Linked DNA regions of Homo sapiens: region 1 is linked to region 2. The links are chromatin loops, found by intact Hi-C in ENCODE. Cell type or tissue: gastrocnemius medialis. All regions are shown on one strand. Each heading gives the region's core, and the rest is flanking DNA. Links, peaks and the distances in the headings are about the cores only.

Region 1 (8,329 bases), core at 196-8,195, 54 kb before region 2:
TTTCCTGGGTGTCCGTATCAAAATCTTGGGAAAGTCAAGTGGCACATGTACTTTGAAAAATCATATTTCAAAATGGCCATTGTTTCTATTTGTTTTCATTTGTGATACCTAATTTATTTTCAAATTTCAAGTAACATGAAAGGAGGGTAGGGATTTCAATATTCACGTAAAGGTGGCACTGGTTTATAAAGGTTGCAGTCCGTTGATCTACATCAGTGTTTTGCAAAATGCAGTCACAACCCACCCAGCAGGCCATGAAATCAATTTACTAGGTCATGAACAGCATTCCTTCTTAATAGAATATTACAGAATAAAACAGAATGTGTCAGAGTTAATCACACATGGTCATGCTAAAGATTGTTTTGTAACCTCGTTTCCCTTATATCTGTTTGCGTATAATGGGTGAAATGCAAAAAATACAGTTTTGTAGGTTATGATTGAGAAGAGCTGAGAAGCACTGGTCTGGATGGATGCCTCCTGTGGTTCCTTTGGGCCCTGACTTTGGCTCACATCCACATCTGGGAGACCTTCCTACCCCCTATGTTGAGCAGAGCACTGGTGAGCCATGCAGTGAGGCCAGGGAAGAAGGCAGAAGTACTCAGCAGTATGACAGTGCAAGCCCCTCCCCTAGAGATAGCTGAGTACCCTACATAAATATCGTGCAGTAATTCCACATCCTCCTGGGGCCTGGCAGAGGAGAAGAGGTTAATATGGAGCCAGCTGACCTTGCCCAGGTCCATGGTCCAGGAGCTAACCGTGGTATGTCTTATACAGGTGGGTGAAGCAAGTGTATGAAGTGGTCTGGGCACTCCATTTCTCTACCCCTGATCAGCCCCAGCAGCAGAGAAGCTTGTCACCTCCAGGCCTCTCTGGTTCCCGGAGGCCATTCTCAAGACCCTTCCTAAGCTGTGCTTCCTGACCTCATGGCCAGGTGGCTTTGGCTTCTGTGGCTACTGAGCTGCCATGGATACGGATCACGAGCCCCAGGATCAGAGGGCAGCGTGACACCGTCCGTGCAGCCTGGAGGAGCAGCACTCAAGCTTTGAGTAATCCTTGGTGTTTTCCTGCACAGTGACAGCTCCATAAGGTGGGAATCTCTGCTTCCTAGCCCTGGGCTACACAGTGTGATGGATGACCCTGCCCACCCAACTCCCCAGTCTCAGGGGAAATCAGTCTAAATACAGACCCTCCCACTGTGGCATTCAGCTCCCGGTGCCAATGTGGCCTCCTTGACATCCCTTCCTCCCCTGACCTCAGCAGGAATGGGGCTGAGGATCTGGGAACAGACCTTCCTCAGGCATCCCAAGGCACCTCGCCCAGGTTACCAGTGGGATCTGTATTCTCTCTGTCCTCGTAGAGAGGATAGAGAAGTTGCCTTATGTTCTAAGTTACTCTGTGTACTTGACTCTGGTGGGGAAGACAAGAAATAATAAGCAGCCACCCCAACAACTCCCCACTGCTCGTAATTCCATCCCCAGCTCCCAGCCCAGCACCTGACCAGTAACAATAATAGTAACAACAGCCGGTGTTTATGTTGCCCATAGAATGTGAAAGGCTCTGTTATTAACTTATTCAGTCCTCACAATAACCCCACAAGGAAGTAGGTAATATGATTATCCCCAATTTTCAACATTAGTAAATGGAGGCACAGAGAAGTTAAGTGACTTGCACAAGGTCACACAGCTAGTGAGTAGTGAAGCCAAGCTCCAAACTCAGGCAGTGTGACTCAGAGGGTTGGCACTTCCCCGCTAGGCTATGCTGCTCTCTGCACTGCTGTATCTTGATGCATATTAATCAAATAAATGAATTTCATTTTATTTACAATGCCAAATTCATGGACTTTAATTTTCACTTTTCTGTGGGTACTCAGAAAAAAGTAGGGCAAGCCAATGTGTCTTTCTCAGTGTGCCAGGGCCCACGAGGGAGCTTCTTTCTGAACCACCCACCAGGAGGAAATGGCATTAGATCTGGGCCCATGCCTCCTTCCTGAAGAGGAGATGTTCATGGGACCAAGACAGGCTGTGCATCAGGGTGCCATCTCTGGGTGCCCACCAACTTTGAGGCATGGTGTGGAGGAGGAACTTCAGGGCTGCAGGGCCTCTGAGCAGAGTCCTCCTTAGATCTGAGCCTAGGAGACCTCGAGTCTCCCGGGAAGGCTGGCTTGGCCTCTCAAGATCTTTCTGGGCATAGGCTTTTTTGTTCACTTTAAAAATCCATTTGTGGAGCAAAAACTCATGATTATGGAAGAAAGTTTAGACTTTGTGGAAAATCCTGGGACCCACTGAAGAAGCCTTGCCTGACCTTGTACAGGAGCTATCAGTATGGATGCTTTTCAAAGCCCATGGCTGACAGAGATAGATAAGCTTGGGACCCCATTCACTACATCTTGGACGTGCAGTTTCTTTGTCCAAAACCTTTGCTTATTTTGTCTGGCTGCAGGCCGGGACTGCCTCCTTCCTCTGCTTCAGGTGCTCACAGAGCAAGACTGGGTTGGTAAATTAAGAATTTGCCAGATGGAAAGGACTAATTTTTCCCCCTTTCAAAATCATGAGCATGACGGTTTTTGCACACATTCCGCCGGACACATACTGCATTCATAATACAGAGCGTCGAGACAGCATAAAGGTTTCACATCTTTCATGTGATAAATATTTTTACCGTCATGCTCAAGAAATGGATTTTGTTTGAAAATGGCCTATTTCCTTTGATGGCTTCTTTGACGTGGATTCAAAGCCTTTCCCTATCCTGCCAGGGCCTGGGGTTGGGAGGGCCTGTTTGTTCAGTTTTTTCGAAGGACAAATCCACTTCTCCCTGATGAAATACAGCTGTGACTGCTGGGGGTGAGAGATTTACGACTTAGGACAGTAATGAAAAGACGTCCAGTGAGCCGACAGCTGCTGGGAGTGATGGCACGCTCAGCCCTGGGGCCACAACAGCTAGGGCTCCCAGGGGACGTGTAAGCAGACCTCAACCTCGCTGGGGCCCTGGCTCGTATTTATCCTTCTGCACTGTACACTACATTTAAAGAATCAGATGTGGGCTAGTTAACTGAATAATATTTCTTCTCACAAGTTTGTTTTTGTAAGTGTTCTTTTCTCATCTTTGAAATGACACATTTTTAATGCTCTTGCTATAAGCAGTGAGCAACCACTTGGGACTAGAAGAATCTGTTTTCAGGATGAGCTTTTGTAGGCTGCTGCGGGCTTCTGGAACTCTCTCTCTCTCTCTCTGTGTGTGTGTGTGTGTCTGTCTGTCTGTCTGAGTGTGTATGTCCATGTGTGAGGATACAGCCAGTGATAACTGAGGGAAGCAGGAACCCTGTTCTCTTGTGGGAGACTGTACTAATAGTTCCAGGGTCTTGTGATTGATATCCTCTCTCTCCACACTGCAGAGCACTGCTTACCCTCCCACCTGCCTGTCCTGTAGGGGCAGGTGCATGCTATACATCTAGACCCAGGCACCAACACAGTTAAGGGGTCTCTGAGAGAGGAGGTTTGCTGGTGTGCCCAGGGCTCAGGCTCTGGGGTTTGGCTGACACCCCAAATACTTGTTCTTTGAGCAGATTGCCTTTCCCCAGAGCCATTTTGCAGGACCCCTCCCGGGTGGTGGAGGGAGCACTGAGCAGGAATGAGGGCATTAAGACCCTTTTTTACTTCCCGGTCCTAGAATCAGCTGCTGCCTGGCTGTGTGACTTCAGGTGGTTCCATTGAACATTCTGCTTCTGAGTGAAAGCCACCAGGCCCTGTGTAAGCCACAATCAGTGATCTGAGCACCTTAGAATTGTGACATTTTAGGGCATGAAGGGATCTTAGAGATCACCTTGTGTTTACTGATGAGAAAAGGGCAGCCTAAAGAAAAGGAAGGGCCGGGTGCGGTGGCTTATGCCTGAAATCCCAGCACTTTGGGAGGCTGAGGCGGGTGGATCACTTGAGGTTAAGAGTTCGAGACCAGCCTGGCCAACATGGTGAAACCCCACCACTACTAAAAAAATAAAAAATAAATAAATAAAAAATTAGCCGGGTGTGGTGGCAGGAGCCTGTAACCGCAGCTACAAGGGAGGCTGAGGTGGGAGGATCCCTTGGACCCAGGAAGTGGAGGTTGCAGTGAGCTGAGATCATGCCACTGCACTCCAGCCTGGGCGACAGAGCAAGACTCCATCGCAAAGGAAAAAAAAAAAAAAAGAAAAGACTTTGCCACAGCCACACACTGAATGTACTGAGAGCCAAGACTAGGAAGTTCCTCCTCTACAGCTGAGATTCTCAGAGTGGGGACCGTGGACCGGCAGCCTTAGCATCCTCTCATAACTTGCTAGAAATGCACGATCTCAGGCCTCCCCTCAGACTGCTGAATGAGAAACTCTGGGGTGGGACCCCACGATCTGTAATCTGACTGCCCTCTGGGTGAAGTCTGATGCTTGCTGCTGTTCCTACAGCACCCCGCTTCCCTTTAAGACCAGAAGAAAGAAACTGGAAACAGGCAGGCTTCCTGGGAGAGGCTGTTTGAGACAGGGGAGCACATGATAGAGTAATATTACAGATGAAAGGTACATATGATTTTTGCAGCTTCATTCAGGCTGCAGGTTTCCCAAAGCAAGGACTCTTGTAGCAGAGCCTTGAAAGGAGTCATGGCGTCTGGCATTGTTCTGGGCTGCAGGCTGTCCTACTGGCAAGGGCCACACTGCTTTCTCCCTGTCTAGCCCAGCTGTTCCCATCCGTGTGTCTGTGTCAGGGAAGCATGCCTCTTTAACATTAGCAGGGTTGGTCCGGCTTGTTCATTCCAATAGATTGATGTGTGGAAACACTGGGAACACTGTTTTATGTGTGAACAGTGTAGTGTATATTTAGAAGTCCGGGTGTCAGCTCCGGGCTGTCAGCTCGGTGGCGGGCGGGAGCGGGGGGGATAACGGTATGTGCTTCAGAGTTTATTATATCTCTCCTAGGCAGAATTCTAGCTTTAAAGGTTGCTTTAAAGTAGCAAGTAATGGCACATATAAATTCTGATTCCTAAGATACAGACATTTGTCACTCTCTAAAATGAGTTTTTTCACATGTACTTTATATAGTTGGCATGGAGTGTAAAAACTTGACCCTTTAATAGCAGCTTTCATTCTGCATAATTTCTAATCAAGGCTATTTCCACTTCTGTGAGTGTGTGTGCACATGCTGAGCCCTGCTGCTCCTACCTGCACCAGCCATCCTAGCCGCACACTCAGACACACCCAGGCCCAGAAGTCCCCCTTGCAGGGGAGGAAAGACCCAGCAGTGCCAGCCCGTCAGGAGTGGAGTGGGATTTTTCTGACGGAGAGAGATCATCCTGTAGTATCTGGACTAAGCTTGCAGAGTCAGATGTCTTCCTGTCCTTTGTCTGCCATGTCAGCCCGGACTGAACTGACTCTGGTCTTTTGCTGGGACCCACCACCCTTCCTGAGTCCTAGCCCACCTAGCTGGAGTTGCCTTCCCTAACTCTTGCCAGTACCTCCCAGAGTGCAGGGCCAAATTCCTGTATCCCTGGCTGTCTTAATCTGTTTTGCATTGCTATAAAAGAATACTTGAGACTGGGTAGTTTATAAAGAAAAACAATTTTAACATTTTTTCTCAGAGGGTTCTGAATCCCCCCTCCCCAAATAAAAGCAACAACAAACTAACAATAGAACTGCAGCTTTAGGGAGTTTTGAAAGCCACACTTAAGAGTAGCCAAATACCAACACCGAAGTCCAAAGAACAGTAGCAGGAAGCCAGTTGGACACTATAATGATTCCGTCTGTGTGGGTCAGGAAGAAACAGGGAGGCAGGAGGGCGACTGCCTCAGTCCCTGCTTTGCACCAGCTAGGGCTCTCCTTTCTACCTTGTTAGTGAGTGTACGAGGGAGGAAAGGCCAAAAGGGCTTCAAGGTCAGGGAGGAGTGGGCAGAGATAAGGCTCCTTCACAGCTCATGGCCACCTGCAGCCCTCAGGTGCGCTGCACCTTTGGAGAACTTGGATGACAGCCCTGCCCAGATTGTACGGGGTGTGTTCACACTCAGTGAGTGTTGGGGTGGACAGAGCCATTTTGCTCAGAGTAGTGTTGGACATGGTAGGCTCTTTGCAAATGTCAGCTATTGGTATTTTGCCTCACTATAACCCTGTGAGTGAAGTATTAGAATCTCTTTTTAATAGATGGGAAAAGCCACACAATGATTGGACTCTTGCTATGGTAGCAGAGTAATGGCCCCTCAAAGATGTACACATCCTAATCCCTGGAACCTGTGAATATGTTACCTTACATGGCAAAAGGGAACTAAGGTTGCATAGGGAATTAAGGTTGTGAATTCAGCTGACTTTTAAAGAGGGAGAGTAGCCTGTATTGCCCAGGTGTGCCTAACGCAACCGTAGGGGTCCTTGAATGTGGCAGAAGGGGCTGAAGAGAAGGTCAGAGTGCTGCGATGTGGGATGGACTTGACCCACTGTGGTGGGCTTTGAAGACGGAGGAAGAGGCCATAAGCCAAGGAATGCAGGCAGCCTCTGGAAACTGGGAAGAGCATGGAAACAGAATCTCTCCTCCAGAGCTTCCAGAAAGGAGAATGGCCCTACCAACACCTTGATTTTAGCCCGGTGAGATGCCTGTCAGACTTCTTACTTTCAGAACTGTAAGATAGCATGTCTGCATTGTCAAGCTACTAAGTTTGTGGTTTTTGCTAGAGCACCATAGGAAACTATTAATACACTTTACCACCTATCTGATGGTTTGCTAAGCACTTTCGGGGTGTCCATCATCTCACTTAATCTTTGCAACAAGCTTAGACATAGACATTATTATCCACATTCGACAGCAAGCTGAGCTTCAGAGAGGTTTAAGAGCTTGATGAGGGTCACACAGCCAATCCAGGGCAGAGGTGCCTCCAGAGCTCCTCAGTCTGGTGGGCTCAGCCCCTAATGGAGTCTGCACTTGGCCTTGCAGTGGGACATCTCTTGGATGGCAGACCCCACCCTACTTTGGGCTGAGGCACCCTGAAGAAGCCTCTCTTCTTCCCTGCAACACTGTTCAGGTGTCAGAGGAAGCCATCCTAGATTTCCTTTGCCATGCTGAATAAAGTCCTCGCACAGAGGATTTTAATGGTGTTGGACCTGAGACTGTCAGGGCTCCTTCCTCCTGATTGGTTCCAAGCTCTTTGCTGTCAGATTCCACTTCGTTCTTTTGGCAGCTCTGAGGATTCCAGGAAGAGAAAGCCTAATTGTGGGGACCATTGGCAAAAGACCTTCGGCTCATGTTTGAATGCAACTCTAGAAACAGAGAAGAAGGGAAGCCCTCCATCAACAGAATAGTGCATTTACTTACCATTATTAGGGCACTTGACATATTCAAGGATGTTTTCAAAAATCTGAAAATTGTCCTTTGGGAGCCTAATCACAAGCAGAGGCATAACATCTTGCTTTGCTGGATATAAGAAGAGTACCGCTATGATGTGCCGAAGTCCCCCTTCTCGCTCAAGTAAAACGCAAACACTGGCTCCATCTTACAGAAGACAAGCAGGGCCCAGGGAGCTGGGGGTTTGCCCAGTGTTGGAGATGAGGTTAGGCCAAGGCTTCCTGTCTCCCAGACCAGCCAGCTTTCCACGGGTCTCAGTGCCTGGCTTTGGCTGGGACCAGGCACAAAGGCTGGGATTTGGATCTCAAGGCTGGGTGTTTGGAAGACAGGGGAGGTCAGGCCCACAGGCCGTGAAGGCGACACAGCAGATGGCAAGCTGAAGGCAGCTGAGGCTGAACGCTGCTGTTCCGGCTGTTTATGATGTGATCCCTCTGCATGGTGGTGTGAGTCCTGCCCTCATTAGCAGTGCTCGGGTGAACTGGGCTTTGATGCTCTGCAAACATGGTCTGGGCTTCTCGGGCAAGGCCCAAGCATCAAGCTTTTTAATGGGAATAATGGTGACTTCTCATCATTGGAAGTCAGCGGGCAGGAGTTTACTGAAAGCCGACAAGAGAAATGTACATTTCTGAACATTCAATTAGCCCTCTTCTTTTTAACCCAAAATAAAGCATGCAACAATGCACTGCAGGAGTGGAAGAAAAGTTTTTTTAAAAAAATCATTGAATTGTACATTTAAAATGGGTGAATTTTATGGTATATAAATTATACCTCAATAAAGCCGCTTTTAAAATGAGGAGTGGAAGAAAAGGAAAACCTTCTTTATGAATTCTTATCTGGGATATTCAGCAATGCTTGCTGCATTATTTGATGCTTAGCTTTCATCTTTCCCAAAGCTGACTTCACAGTGACCTCTGACAGTCGGTTTCCATCTCACAAGTGAAGAAAGTGAAGGCTTGAAGGGACTCTGGGTCTTTCCCAAAGAGAGC
Region 2 (8,329 bases), core at 320-8,319:
GTGCTTAGAACCTGGGGCTCCATTTAGTTTTGTGACTGTGCAGAGTAGGGCCATCTGATGATGGACAGAGCACCTGTGTGAAGCGGTGGCTTGGGTTATATAAGACTCAGTCAGGCTGGGGTAGGGATCGGGGATCCAAAGCTTCAGCAGTTTTGAAGCATAGTCCAAACCAGGTCTGGGGGACCAAGGGTAAGGTTCCATCTCTGGGAAACACTTTGGCAAATTCTAGTAGGGGTCTAGTAGGGCCCTAGCTAACAAGGGTTTCAGGTCAGACCAGAGAATGCAAACCTTAAATTGCAGTGGAGCCACACGTATAAGGCCTAGGTACACTTTGGGGAAGTGGGATGGAAGCATGGTTGGCAACGGTGTTGAAGGCACTCCCTTGGCACCCCACATACCAGCTGGAGCCACGTTACTATAGTGGATGCTCTTGGTGTCCCATCCAGATCCGTTTTGCTGGCCAGTTCACCTATCCCCAGGTGCTATGAGTGTTGGTGGCCAGAAGCTCCAAGCCCTACCTTTTTTGAAATTTCTGTTTCCAGGGATGCCTCACCCCAAAATGCCCGGGATATGAGGTCCCATTCCCCAATATGGCCCAGAACCAGTGGCTGACCGATATGGGTGTCTAAAAATTCCAGCCTTGCCTCGGATGGGACAACTCTGAGATGCGCTTTATGCCCCAGGGCTCCCTGTGGGGTCAGAGCGAGGCTAGACTTGAATGGTGCAGCTGTTTGCTCAGCCTCTTCCCCTGCCCTGACTTGCTTCCCTCACTTGCTGGCCAGGATTCCTCAAGGGCCCTTCCTCGGCAAAGTGTTTATTTAAGAATCAGGAATCTCCATCTCATGCTCCACCTTGAGAGAGCATCTCTAATATTGTCCCATGCCAAGATAATGTGAGCAGTTCCAGGCTGAGCAGGTGAGAGATTTGCTGTAGAAGGATGGCCGTCTGCCCCAGTTGGCCTTTCAGTGCCAAAACAGGCACTGTTCTGAGCAGACCAAGAAGATGGGTCACCCTATGTATCAGCATCTCAATCAGGATGCATTGAGCTCCCGTGGAGCCCAGAGCTGTACTAGATTCTGTGGGAGCCTAAAAGAAGCAGGAGAACATGTCTTTCATGAAATTCAAGGCTTATAATAAGCAAGGGCTTATTTCTGCAAACCTTGCCCTCTGTCCTGGGGATTTCAGTTCTAGTATATTCAGATCACTCCTCGTGTGTAGACAGCGGGAAAAAAATGTTGTCCAGGCTGGAAGGCAGTGGTGACCACAGCTCACTGCAACCTAGATCTCCTGGGCTCAAGTGGTCCTCTCACCTTAACCTCCCGAGTAGCTGGGATTGCAGGCATGCACCACCACACCCAGCTAATTTATTTTTGTTTATTTAGAAACAGGGTCTTGCTGTGTTGCCCAGGATGATCTCTAACTTCTGGGCTCAAGTGATCCTCCCTCCTCAGCTTCCCAAAGTGCTGGGATTACAGGCATGAGCCACTGCACCCAGCCTCCACTAAGTTCTATGAACCTGCCAAGGGCTGTGGCACCCAGGAGGCATTGACAGAGTCAAGCCAGGACCCCACTGTCTCTAACATGTCCTAGCAGGAGGCTGTCTTGGAGGGTGCCAGTGTATAGTTCCCTATGTATACTGGGGAGGGCTTGAGAGATGTTGTCTCAGTGACAGCTAACAGCTTGGGTTAAGTAAGGGTCACCCAGGCCTTTTCACTTGAAGCACCAAGGGCTGCTGCATTTCTGGAGACGCAGTAAGACAGGAGACAGGAGCCACCAGTTCTGAGCCATAAAATTAGACAGCCATCGTTCAACTAAAATTCCAGACCCAGGGGAAAATGCCTCTTAGTGTGCATATTATCTGCAGCAAAGCAAAGCAGACTTTCAGGTGTGTCATTGAAAACTGCAGGGGTGAGAAATCTTGAGAAAGTTTTAGCAAGCAAAGGATGGTAAATGGAAATTAATTATACAGTGCCCCTGATTGCTCATTTAAGACATGTAAAAATACCACCGATGTGCCCTTTAATTCATTTGCTGTCTTTATTATTTGAGTATAATGAACATAAAAATGTGTTAGGGCTTTTCCTAGGTTTGCTTCTGAACTCACTTCCCTTCCCCCCAATATTCCACACAATCTTCAATCCCCCGACCGCAGGATCTGATGGCAGGGTGCTGGCAAGGAGCAGGTGGCACTCTCAAAGTGGGTAATTTGAGCAGTTTCATCAAGAGATGAGTGTAGAGGTGTGAGCAGGATGCAAGGAAGCTGCCAGGAGGGACAGCACAAGACCCTGGGGCTAGAAACAGCAGGAATCCCTCCTACTCCAGGCCTGAAGGGAGAGAGGACACAGGGAAACAGGAGCCAGCACAGGGAGTCCTTGACAGGGAGAGGCTGGGAGATTAAACACCCTCTCTCTGAGTTTCCCACTGTCTCTGATCCTCCCCTGTGGGAGGGCCAGGGAGCCCCGTCCAGAGAGACAAAGAAGGGTGGGGAGAGGCGGAGGGTGCCCAGCCCATGCTGTTGTCTTGGCTGATAGTGCTGCAGGGCGTAACCCTGGTAGTGCAGGGAGCTTTGAGTTAACTTCTAGTTGCTCCAATGGAGTTTAAGGTTTAGCTATGGACCTGTCACTGTGTATTAATCTTTGTTTACATAGATAGCAGGGATAGAGGTGACCTCAGACAAGACAGACAGAAGTCAGCCCACAGAGGAAAGAAGACCTGAGACTCACATAGCAGAGGGGACTCAGGACTTGGTCCAGTCCCCTTATTAGTTCCCCGTTCCAACTCACATAGTAATTTGGGGACAAAGCTAGAACCAAGGACAACATTGAATAAAATGCAGGGCACAATGACTGTCTTTAGAAAGGGCTGAGATCAGAGATTCCTGCATGGAGCTGCCTCTAGTGACTGGGGAGAGCATGGAGCTGGGGTGGGGGTGGGCAGAGAGGATACGGGGAGTTATCTGGGTACAGATGTATCATGGGGCTTCACTTTGGGGAACCGGGGTCCCCTAGAGGACCTGGCTGAGCACAGGAAGGCTGGCTTGTGGTGAAGATAGAGATCTGACGAGTCCCAGGACTGTGGCCGGGTGGAGTCCCAAACTCTCTCCAGGCCTTGCCCTTTAGCCAGACCAGACTGTGCAGAGAGCAGAGGCGGCTTTGATTCTGGGACCTGCTGGGCCTGCCCTGTGGGAGGACAGGGATACAGACTGCCTTTAGGGAGTTCACGCACTAGGAACCCAGACACTGACTGAGTTTCCTTCCCAGGATTTGAGCTGCTGACCCTGAGCAGGGAGCTGGGGAGAAGAGCATCCTGGCTGCCCCCATGAGCCAGTAGCTAGAAGCAGGTGGGCAGAAGGCCACCAGCCACCAGCCTCCCACGCCTCAGCAGGGAGTGGCATCTGTTGGTAGCATTTGGAAGGAAATGCTGGTTTCACCTCTAGCCTGTGGTACCAGGGCTGTTTTTAATTAAAGACACATTCCCTTGAAAAATACATCGTGACACCTCAATGCCTCACCACCACGTCAAAGTTGGAGGAGTTGGTGATTAGGACGCACATATGTGTCTGTGGGTTGCTGCTGTTTTGCCTTTTGGAGCCTGATCATCTGGGCTCACGTGTCAGCCTTGAGAACAGCCTAGGAATGTAGTTTTTCACTGACCCAAATCAAGTGGTTCCTTTGCAGAGCACTGCTCTGACCCTGGCCCTGTGCCATATATACTCATCCTGTGTCTTCAAGGAACTTATGGTCAGGGGTGAGGGTGGAGGCTCCAGACGCCATGGAAACTGACTTGGGCCCAGTAGGGGCTGTTAGCATGTCAGATCAGCACTGGGTCCTAGCAAAAATAGACCTTCCCTCCTGCCTACGATGCAGGTGTGGGTGCCTTGCCAGTTCCCCACAGAGACTGAGGGGGCAGCCTCTTTTCCTTTATATAAGAAACATTTGTTTAAGTGGGAGAGTAGGAGTCACAACAGGTGACCCCAAAGAGACGGCGACTCTTGGAAGGCAGGAATGCGACTTGGTGTGCATATGCCTCCTCTGCCCGACTCACCTTCTTCCAGAGTCTTCTCTGCATAAATCTTGGGTGCTCTCTGATCTGTTCATTGAGAGGAACATTCCCCTAGGCCACATGGCGGTATATTCCTTTTTTTTTTTTTTTTTTTTTTTTTTGAGATGAAGTCTTGCTCTGTCACTCAGGCTGGAGTGCTGTGCCACGATCTTGGCTCACTGCAGCCTCTGCCTCCCGGCAAGCAATTTTCCGGCCTCAGCCTCCCAAGTAGCTGGGATTGTACAGGCGCCCGACCCCAAACCCGGCTAATTTTTGTATTTATTAGTAGAAATGGAGTTTCACCGAGTTGACCAGGCTGGTTCAAACTCCTGACCTCAAGTGATCCGCCTGCCTTGGCCTTCCAAAGTGCTTGGATTATAGGCGTGAGCCACCACGCCTGGCCAGTAGTATATACTTTTTAATGTATGGTTTTCTGATTACTGTTTTGTATAATTTCTCTCTCTGGGCAGCTCTATTGTAAACTCCTCAGGGAGAGGGCTACATCTTAGACACAATGTTTCTTATAGGGCGCTCAGGACACACTGCTTCAAGGAGTGAATGACTGCGGGTGGGGCCTCCACTCGGTGCATCCAACAGGCAGCTGGGAGCTCTGCCCTGGCCTCCCTCCCTCTCTTCTGTGGAGCAGCCATGGCTTGCCGCTCTTTACTCCTGCTGCTCGTAATCCCAGGGGATCTGGTCCCTTTTCCTTTAGCTTTCCAAACCTTTGTTTGGCCATGCTCCCTCTTCTCCTTTGCCCTCCTTTTAGGTTTATTAAGTTCAGTGGCCAAATAAAGTTTTGCAGCTCCCTTGTCCTGCAGTGCCTCCTGACTGTCTGGGATAACACGGTTACTGGGAATATCTCCTCTCCTGTCCCCTAAATCATCTGGCAGCATTGGCTGGCTACATCATGCAGCTGACTTTGAGAACACTCCGCAGTGCTGTTTCTGAATAATAATAAATGGGGCTGAAGCCCAGTGGCCTTTGCTATTTATCTCTGGCTCTGCAGAACAGAGACGTGTGTGCTGAAGTGGCACAGGCTGTGTCTCAGCGGTGGTGGCTCTCTCAGGGGAAGGCAGCTTCCCTAATTGCCTCTTCATTGCAGAAGTGGCCTGGTCTGTTTCCTCAAGGGAATGTTTGCTAATCTGATTGGAGGGTGCTTTCAGCGATTCAGCACCAGCCTTTTGCCTGGTCTGTCAGAAAGCCACACGATTGCAAAGAAGGATGACTGTCAGCTGGACACGCCAACCTTTAAAACCAGCCCCTGCCATCCACAGCCATCCTCAGGCACTCCTCCCCTTTACGGCCTTGGCCTGAACACATTGTCTCTGCCTATGACGTGTAAAATCCCAGCTTGTTCCCAAGTCCTGGGCTTGGCAATCTGCTGGTTTAAATCCATTAGGCTCAGTACTTTGGCAATGAGCTTGCTTCCTCCCTGAACTGAGTAGGTTCTTTCTCCACTTAGGCTATTCTAAGCTGTCCTAAGGAAGGCCTCCTCCTGGTCCAACCTGGCCCCGAGACCCTCACCTCAGTGCAAACCCTCCAGGGATAATATTCCTCCTGGCCTCACCCTCTTGCAAAGAACCTGAAGACCCACACCTATGGGGCAAGGCCTTGGGCTTTCTTCCAAAAGGGCGGGGATGGGAACATCCACTGGCCAAGGACATGACCCTGGACTATATTTGACTTTGATAATTCCCATGTCCTTTCTGTTCTGCTGGCTTTTATCTCAGGCATCTCCCATGTATTCTGATTATCATATTTGTTTTGATGACTGTGATTCCAGAATATGGCTTTGGCCACATTTTGAAATTATTTTGGTATACTGCCCCGACTTGTATGGCATTTTAACCCTCTGGGTCCCTGGTGTTCAACTTTGCCTTTATTGTACTGCAATGGCAACTGGGAACCATCCCTTCCTTTCAACATGGCTGAAATAGTACATAAATGTCGAACCATTTCTGCAAGCGACTTTGGAGATGGACAGGGGGCTGGAAATATCAGCGTTTTGTGATACTTACCAGCTTTCAGTTCATTTAGTATAAAAAGTTAGCCCTATGGAGACAGAATATTTCAACCTTTAACTGTAATTTGATAGTTGTCACCAGATACCAAGGTGGAAAACCAGAAAAGGTACAATAAACAGCTGAGCTGAGTCATTACAACAGACTCTTATCTTGTAGAAACTGCAGACATTATGATGATTATCCTCCTACCTACCAAAGGAGGGTTGTCTACAACAGCCCTGGCAGCCACTAACCCAGGCTATATGCTTAGCCCATAGTAGGTGCTTGGAAAATATGGCTATTATTTTAAAATTCAATGACATACAATTGCTCTCACAGATATATTTTTATTAAGATGATGATATAAGTTACACAGTTCACAAGGAGAAAATCACAATAGGGAGATACACTGTGGGGGAATGTTTATCCTCATGTAGCTGTTTGGGACTCTCCGATCTCTCTGCTATGAACCTCCGTGAGATGAGATGTGAGGCTTCTGGTCCAGCAGGACTGCCGACACCTTGCTTGTTGTAGAGGACCATGTTGAAGGTGCTAAAAATCAAATTAGGACTAGTGCAGCAGTAAGGCTGCCTGCAGCAAGAAAGACATGCAGAATATAGGCATAGCATGGAAGGATCACACACCCATATGTCCTCCTTGCCACATAGAACTCTTACCCATCGCTGCATGAGTAATCTTGACTTTTCTCACTCTCAGGAAACGTGAACTTGCTCTCTTCCATCTGATAGCTTCTAGGCATTGAAAAGATATCTCCCAGCTTGCAGATTGGACAAAAGGCGCCCTCAGAGGGCCCCCACTTGTGGTCTGCATTCGGCGCGTCTCTCTAACTTTCCTAAGGAGAAAATGTGATCCTTTCCTGTGTTCTGAGACTTGCCCCTGACAAAGAGCCCTCTTGCTTCTATGTGGTTCTCTTTGCTCTAAATCCAAAAGCCCATGGAAGAAGAGACCTTGAACCCCAGACTCATGTGCACAAGTACCCTCCTCCTCCAAGTCAGTGAAAATCTGCGACACCCTTCCACCTCCATCTCATTCCTTCCAAAGTCTAGCCACTTCAAATTCACTTTGAAAAGGATTATTTTAACTCGTCTCTGTGGAGGAGATAACCATGGTCTTAATTTTGTCTTAAAAACAATATAAGTGTAGTGGGAATAAAACCAAATGATTTTTAACAGTGATGCCGTGGTTTTCTCATGAGTCTCCTTCACAGCCTAGAAATCTAAAACTAAGGGAGGGAAGAGGAGCTGTCTCCTGTATCCACCTTGCCCTGACCACCCACACCCCACATTGCCTCCCATTACCCAGCACAGAGTGGAGAGAAATAAGAGTGGAGGCCATTGACTCAGGTTGCCACGGCCGGGGCTCAAGGCACAGAAGTGTCAGGTAACTGAGTCTGACTTCTCTAAGGTACAAGAAGGTGTCTGGCCACCTGACATACAGTTATGTGGGAGAATAGGAAGGAGAAACACAGAGCACAGCAAAGCAGCTCTGTTGCTTCATCTGTTCCCCCATGACAGGCGGGACCCCTTTCATGCTCTGCTCTAGGAAACATGATTGGCCTGGGTGGCCATGGGCTGGGAGTGGAGTCCGGGTCTGCTGAGGTCTGGGTTAGGTGTGGCTGGGGCATGTTCAAGTTGAGGCCAGGTGGTGGTGAAATCATAGCTGATGGAGTCGCCAGGGTATGGTCAGGGTCTGTGCGGGGCTGGAGCCGGGAGGAAGGTTGAGGTCAAAAGGATGTTAAGGTTGAGATGAAGTCAGAGTTAGGTTGAAATGAGAGTTGAGACAGAGAGAGTCCCATTTGAATGAGAATATGGCTGCGGGCAGTAAAGCTTGAGAGGAATTCCAGAACGCAGGGTGGGGCGGAGGGCTTAGGTTTGGATGGAGCCGTGGTTCAGATACACTCAGACATTTTCCTCCCACGTGACTCTCCTTACTTCTATAACATGGAATGTTTGGCTCACTCCCTGGGCGCCGTTTGATCCTTAACTCCTTCCGGGCCAGGGCTTACATCAGCCTTTGAGTGCTTCAGCTCCTGCTCCTGCTCCTCTTGCCTTGCTAAATTTCATGGGCATTTGCTTTCCCTAGGGAGGGTGAGAGAATAAAAGCAGCCGAAGTTGAATCCAACTAATATACCCGCTTGTCTTACCCCTATTCACAGATGGATGGTGAGGCAGAGGCATTGGCACTGAAGCCCAGGGCTCCCCTGGGGAATTCAGTGATCAATGCCATCCCCATTTCCTGGAGCAGCGATAATTGGCTCCATGCCG

The links. Peaks named below come from ENCODE experiments on the same cell type or tissue, not always from the same donor. Only the 100,000 strongest peaks of a DNase experiment are listed, where the experiment ranks them.
Region 1: it touches region 2 in a loop (2.6-fold over the local background); 6 of 110 quality-filtered maps call a loop at or near these places.

The regions. Positions count from the first base shown.
Region 1 is chr11:11,458,127-11,466,455 of GRCh38, reverse strand. All of the region lies in intron 1 of GALNT18 (polypeptide N-acetylgalactosaminyltransferase 18), which reads left to right. Among named protein-coding and RNA genes, the nearest start is that of GALNT18-AS1, 110 kb to the left of the region's middle. In gastrocnemius medialis, for the core only: no CTCF peak of the experiment used is centred there; a DNase peak (open chromatin) is centred at 4,715; H3K27ac peaks cover 1,274 bases.
Region 2 is chr11:11,404,199-11,412,527 of GRCh38, reverse strand. The region is part of intron 3 of GALNT18 (polypeptide N-acetylgalactosaminyltransferase 18); the gene reads left to right. Among named protein-coding and RNA genes, the nearest start is that of CSNK2A3, 55 kb to the right of the region's middle. RefSeq lists enhancers at 3,161-3,662, 7,832-8,126, 7,549-8,329, 8,091-8,329. In gastrocnemius medialis, for the core only: a CTCF peak has its summit at 4,822; a DNase peak (open chromatin) is centred at 5,317; H3K27ac peaks cover 3,993 bases.